Regions from separate parts of the Homo sapiens genome. Here region 1 is linked to region 2. Evidence: chromatin loops called from intact Hi-C (ENCODE). Cell type or tissue: CD14-positive monocyte. All regions are shown on one strand. Each heading gives the region's core, and the rest is flanking DNA. Links, peaks and the distances in the headings are about the cores only.

Evidence for each region. Hi-C counts contacts between places; a loop is a spot of excess contacts. Peaks named below come from ENCODE experiments on the same cell type or tissue, not always from the same donor. Only the 100,000 strongest peaks of a DNase experiment are listed, where the experiment ranks them.
Region 1: a loop joins it to region 2, with 4 times the contacts of the local background. A loop is called at or near these places in 2 of 110 quality-filtered maps.

Annotation. Positions count from the first base shown.
Region 1 is chr6:111,237,021-111,239,949 of GRCh38, reverse strand. All of the region lies in intron 1 of SLC60A2-DT (SLC60A2 divergent transcript), which reads left to right. Among named protein-coding and RNA genes, the nearest start is that of SLC60A2-DT, 21 kb to the left of the region's middle. In CD14-positive monocyte, for the core only: no CTCF peak of the experiment used is centred there; DNase peaks (open chromatin) are centred at 269, 1,299 and 1,989; H3K4me3 peaks cover 629 bases; H3K27ac peaks cover 2,111 bases.
Region 2 is chr6:111,118,626-111,121,554 of GRCh38, reverse strand. All of the region lies in intron 1 of SLC16A10 (solute carrier family 16 member 10), which reads right to left. Among named protein-coding and RNA genes, the nearest start is that of SNORD166, 6.3 kb to the right of the region's middle. In CD14-positive monocyte, for the core only: no CTCF peak of the experiment used is centred there; DNase peaks (open chromatin) are centred at 1,414 and 1,794.

The DNA of each region.
Region 1 (2,929 bases), core at 242-2,741, 120 kb before region 2:
AATCCATAAAATGAAAATTTTAACTAAAAAAAAAAAAAATAACTGCAGGAGTCTCTCTGGGCCTACTCTGGCTCAGGAGGCTGCCCAATAAAATAAAAATTTAAATTAAAAAAAAATTAAAAACACCATAATCAGTGTAAAAAGACAAATAACAAATAGGGAAAACTTTTAGCAATACATATGAGAGTCACAGCTAATACAGCATACGAAGAAAGTTCACAAAGTTCCCGAACAGAAAAATAAACAAAGGAGAAGAACAAACCCCCAAAGAGGAAGTGCAAATAGCTGAGTGATTTATGAGAAAAATTACACTTATTAGTAATAAAAATGCAAATTTAGACAAATGCTGTATGATTTCATGATATAAGGTTCTAGAGCAGTCAGATTCGTAGAGACAGAAAGTAGAATGGTGATTGACAAGAACTGAGCAGTGGCGGGGGGAAATGGGGAGTTAGTGTTTAATGGGTATGGAGTTTCAGTTTGGGAAGATGAAAAGTTCTGGAGATGGTAGTGATAGTTACAACAATGGCAACGTACATAATGCTATAGTACACTTAAAAATGATTAAAGTGAGGCTGGTGTAGTGGCATATAGCTATAGTTCCAGCTACTCTGGAGGATGAAGTGGGAAGATTGCTAGAGCCCACGAATTTGAGACCAGCCTGGCTGCATAGTAAGACCCCATCCCCCTCCCAAAAAAAAGGTTATATAAAATGGTAAATCTTATGTATATTTACCACAATTCAAAAAAAAAAACCCAAATGCAATTTTTAAATGAAGGCTTTTTAAAATCTGTAAACTGTTCAGTCTCTGTAATTAAAAAAATAACAGTATATAATATTATGAAGGTTCAGAGAAAGCATATAGTAACGCAACTTGACAAAACACAGCAAAGGCAAAAATACTAACCCTTCTACTCAGAAATTCTACCACTAGGAATTTTGCCTAAAGGAAATAAAGATGAGTATAAAGATTTCGCTATTAGAGTGTTCATAGCAATGGTGTTTATCACTGTGAAACAGGAAACAAATCTACATGTCCAATGATAGAGTTACAACAAATTAAAGATTCATCCATTTCATGGGATAACTGTGGAAACCATCAAAATAATGATGTAGAATTATACTGAATGACACATGTGGTAAACTTCTGTTATTTTTCTGCACAGAATCCATTCACTTTTCCAGGCAACAGGACCCTAGTTTTCTTTGAGGGGACCACCACCCTTCCTCATCTCATTTCAGGAAGTGAGTTAGCCATTACCCCACTTCAGGGCGGCATGATTCATGTCTGTTGAGTCAGCATCTCCTGACTCCTGGCTCAGTGATGGGTTCCAAGATGGGCACCTGACCTATGTTAGACCAGTGCGTTTTGATCCCAGGACTTTTTGTGCAAAAGATTGGGAGAGGGAAGTTCTTTTTCATCTGCTAGAGTTGATACAAAGGATAGCTTGGAGTTGTGGGAAAGAGGTCCCTTGAACAATGCCTACCAAAAAGAAAGCACCTGGACTTTTCACTCTTTTTCTTAAACCAGTTTGATTTGATTTTGGTTTTTGTCACTAACCAAAAAAAAAAAGTCATAAAGGATATGACATAGAAAGATGTTACAAGTCTTAAGTGAAAAAAGCATATTGCAGAATAGTATGTGTAGCACTTCTACAAATCATTTCCATAAATATCCGTAAATATAGTCTAAAGGGATATAGTCTGTAATGATAAAGTATGAGTAATTTTTCTTCTTGTTTAATGTCTCAAGATGAGCTTTTCATTCCTGTAAGATTAGAAGGCACTGTAGGTTTTCCATGAGAGTCCCTTCAGTTCCGTTACGCTAGCATTCTATTTTAGGTTTAAAATTTATACAGGAGCTTCTCTTTAGTGAAGTATCTGTCATCTGAGTCTCTGCTGTTTAATATGGAGGTATACTCAGAGTTGTTACTGTAGTGTCATTGCTTCTAGACCCTCTCTGTGGACAGAGTTAGGAAACACATGCATGACTACACACACACACACACTCACACCACATTTCCCAATTCCAATCCATCACCATAGTGTTTATTCACTTTACACCTTCCACATATGTACCTCCCTACTCCAGTAGTGAGAAACCTAGCTCCCATTTCCTTAATATATGTATTTATTTGTTCAAGCCCCTGTAAATAGACTCAATCTCCCAATTGTGTGGCCTTCTCCTTGGCCCTGGAGCAGCCATGCCAGCCAAGCTCCCCCTGGTTTCAACACTGATACCACGGACTCACTCCAGCTGCACTGGCTGAGTTGCACTGGCTAAGTTTTCAAAGGAAATCCTTAAAAGCACTAAAATAAAGTCAACATGTTCGTCCTGACAAGTTTGGACACCATTCATTTATTCAAAAAATCATCATTGAGCACTTATTCTGTGCCAGGCACTTTTCTGAATGTTGGAGATGAAAAGATAAAACAGACAAAAAGCTCTACCTTTGTGGAACTTGCAGTCTAATTGGGGAGACAATAAAGATAAATAAACTGTGCATGGTGGTTCATACCTGGGATCCCAGCACTTTGGGAGGCCCAGGTGGGAGGATCACTTGAGCCCAGGAGGTCAAGTTCAGCCTGGGCAATAGAGTGAAATTCTGTCTCTACAAAAAATCAAAAAATTAGCCAGGCTTTGTGGTACATGCCTGTGGTCCCAGCTACTCCGGAGGCTGAGGTGGGAGGATCCCTTGAAGCCAGGGGTTTGAGGCTGCAGTGAGCTGTGATCAAGCCACTGCATTTTTGTCTGGGTGACTGAGTGTGACCCTGTCTCAAGGAAAACCCAAAAACAAACAAACAAAATAAATAAATAAGACCAGGCATGGTGGCTCATGTGTGTAATCCCAGTACTTTGGGAAGCCAAGGTGGGAGGATCACTTGAGGCCAGGAGGTCAAGACCAGCCTGGGCAACATAGTAAGACC
Region 2 (2,929 bases), core at 152-2,651:
GGGTCTCACTGTATCACCCAAGCTGGGGTGCAGTGGCATAATCAGAGCTGACCACAGCCTCAACTTTCTGGGCTCAGGTGATCCTCCTGCCTCAGCCTCCGAAGTAGCTGGTACTACAGGCACACGCCACCACGCCCAGCTAATTTTTATATATTTTGTAGAGACAGGGTTTCCTATGTTGCCCAGGCTGGTCTTGAACTCCTGGGCTCAAGCAACAGGCCCAACTCAGCCCCCCAAAGTGCCGGGATTACCGGTGTGAGCCACCGTTGCCGGCCACAATAAAATCTGGATAATGCTGCTGCCAATGAACTGGACTAATCCAGGCCTACAGGGTTACCAGAGTGCCTCAATTCCTCCAACAGGGAGTAAGAGGCACACGTGTCATTACATTTTGCTGGTCATTATTTGACCTATGGCTCACTTAAAGTGGAGTTATAAGAAGCTGGTTGTATTGTATATTCCAAAATTTCCTGGAAATAAACATTCCAAATATACTTTGAATGAATGAATAAAACAGAAATATTTGACAAAAATATATATTTTTTTCTATTAGGGAAATAAAGTGCCTACTTGGCTGCTATCTACCCACAGACTTATAAAAAATAACTTCAAAAATTATACATCAAAATAAGCTCTATTTCAGTGGAATTCAGTTTATACCGTTAGTACTAAAGAATAAAAATAACCCTAACACCTTAAGATAAATGTTTCCAAGTCAATTCTTAAAAAACAAACACACACTAAGCACTCCACAATGATTGGGACATCGAGACAACCCTAATATCTTGCTCAAATATTAATAACCAACACTATGATATGATGTTCTCTTTAAAAACAGCCAAATAATCTACAGTATCTGCTGGCTCATGGTATAAGTGAAAGTCATCTGGACCAATGCTGAAAGTGGTTCATGGACAGGCACCAGTCTGAAAACTATTACCAGTTCACAAGATAACTAAAGAAACAAAGAGTGTTTAGAAATAGCAGTTTAAAAGAACAATTTTATATCTGATAAATCTAATAATATAAAATACAAATAAAAGTCATTATGTCTGATATTTTTGGAATTCTGGAATGGAGGGATGCACACATTAACAGAATCAACTGGCATTTTGGCATTTCACTTTACTTCCATTTAAGTTATAAAATGTTATATTGTGTAGAAACTCAACTATAAAAAAGTATATTTGAAAGTGCAAAGACTTCCAGAGTTATCTAAGCCTGAACTAGTCCATAAGCTAAGTTAAATTTCTAAACAGTGACATGAAGAACTGCCATTTATCAACTCCAATAAGTGCCTCTGATTTCAAGAATCCAAGAAAGGATTACTAAACACAGAAAAAGGAGAAATGGAAAAAAATGTTTCATGAAATCCAAACTAAGGATGTTGGAAGAATGACGTCAGCATGTTTCCCTGAGTGTCAGTGTGGTTCTGCAATGTGAGGACATACGCAAATCTCTTTTTTGGGAAATGGATACAGACATTAGTCATGACCACACTTTTTTATATTTCTAGTCTACATTTCCAGTTAATTTCTAAGATGGATGTCCCCATTAATACTACTTAATGGCTTAAGCCAACTTCATAATTAAAGACTTCACCTAATAGTTTGAAAGAAATTCCCTTATCATACAAATTGGGTCTGGATACATAAAATACTTGAAAGAAGACATTCAAAATAATAAAAATGAAGACCAGCAAGCCTGCCAGTATTATGGTTTCTAAACCAGTAAGGTTACAATGTTCTGCATTTTCTCAATGAGTGTATCTGGTGTTTCTTCTTGTAAGGACACTAATCCTATCTGACCAGGACCCCACCCTTGTGACCTCATTTAACCTTAAGTACATCTGTCAAGGTCCCATCTCCAAATATTGCCACACCAGGGGTTTGAGCTTCAAAATATGGATTTTGGGGGTTACAAACATTCAGTCCATAACATATGGCTAGCATTATATTTCTACTGGCAGTGATGCTATAGAGTAAAGATCAGCACAATGTGCCCTGCAGGCAAAACATGGTCCACTGCTCATTTTTGTACACCTCACAAGCTACAAATGCTTTTTACATTTTTAAATGGTTGGAAAAAATCAAAAGAATATGTCAAAACATATAAAAACTGTGTAAGATTCCAATGTTAGCGTCTAACAAAGTTTTACTAAAATACAGTCACACTCATTTGTTTACTTGTTGTATGAAGCTGAGTAGCTGCAAAAGAGACTATGCAGCCTACTCTAAAATATTTACTAAATGGCTCTTTACAGAGAATATTTTTGCCAATTCTTGCTACAGAGGATTAAAATGAAGCATCTCTATATGGTCTGACTGACTCACCTCTAAAATATGTAATGAACTTTAAAAAGCAATACTATTTATCACTTTTACCCGGTTTACCTCCAAATAGGATCTGAGGAGACCTATTTTTGTGTCAGCGATATTAAGTTCAAAGCTCTTATCAGAACTCCTGGGCTAGCTTAGCCCTTCAAAGGTATGGCACATTGCTTGCCAACAACAGATAACCCACTCAGTTACTGAAATGCACTTGGCCTCATTTCAAAGTCCCATCCCTGCCTTCTTCAGCATGACACCTTCCAGTGACTGTGCAGACTTTTGGTCCTGTTCCTACTTTGACTGTTCTTGTTCTTTGGCTTTGTCTTCCTGAGGATCCTGCAAAATCTTCTGAATAAGCATGAAAATATTTCCTCAGTAAGAGATGAACCAGCTTCTCTGGTTGTGTGTGGCAGGAAAGGCAAGTAAAATTAGGTGGCGATACCTATTCTCAACTGCTTTGAGTCCTTCACAGCTTCCTTCAATAGTGGTCCATCAATGCCATATAAAACCTGAGATAATTCACCTTTTTTTTTTTTTTTTTTTTTGAGACGGAGGCTCACTCTGTTGCCAGGCTGGGGTGCAGTGGTGCGATCTTGGCT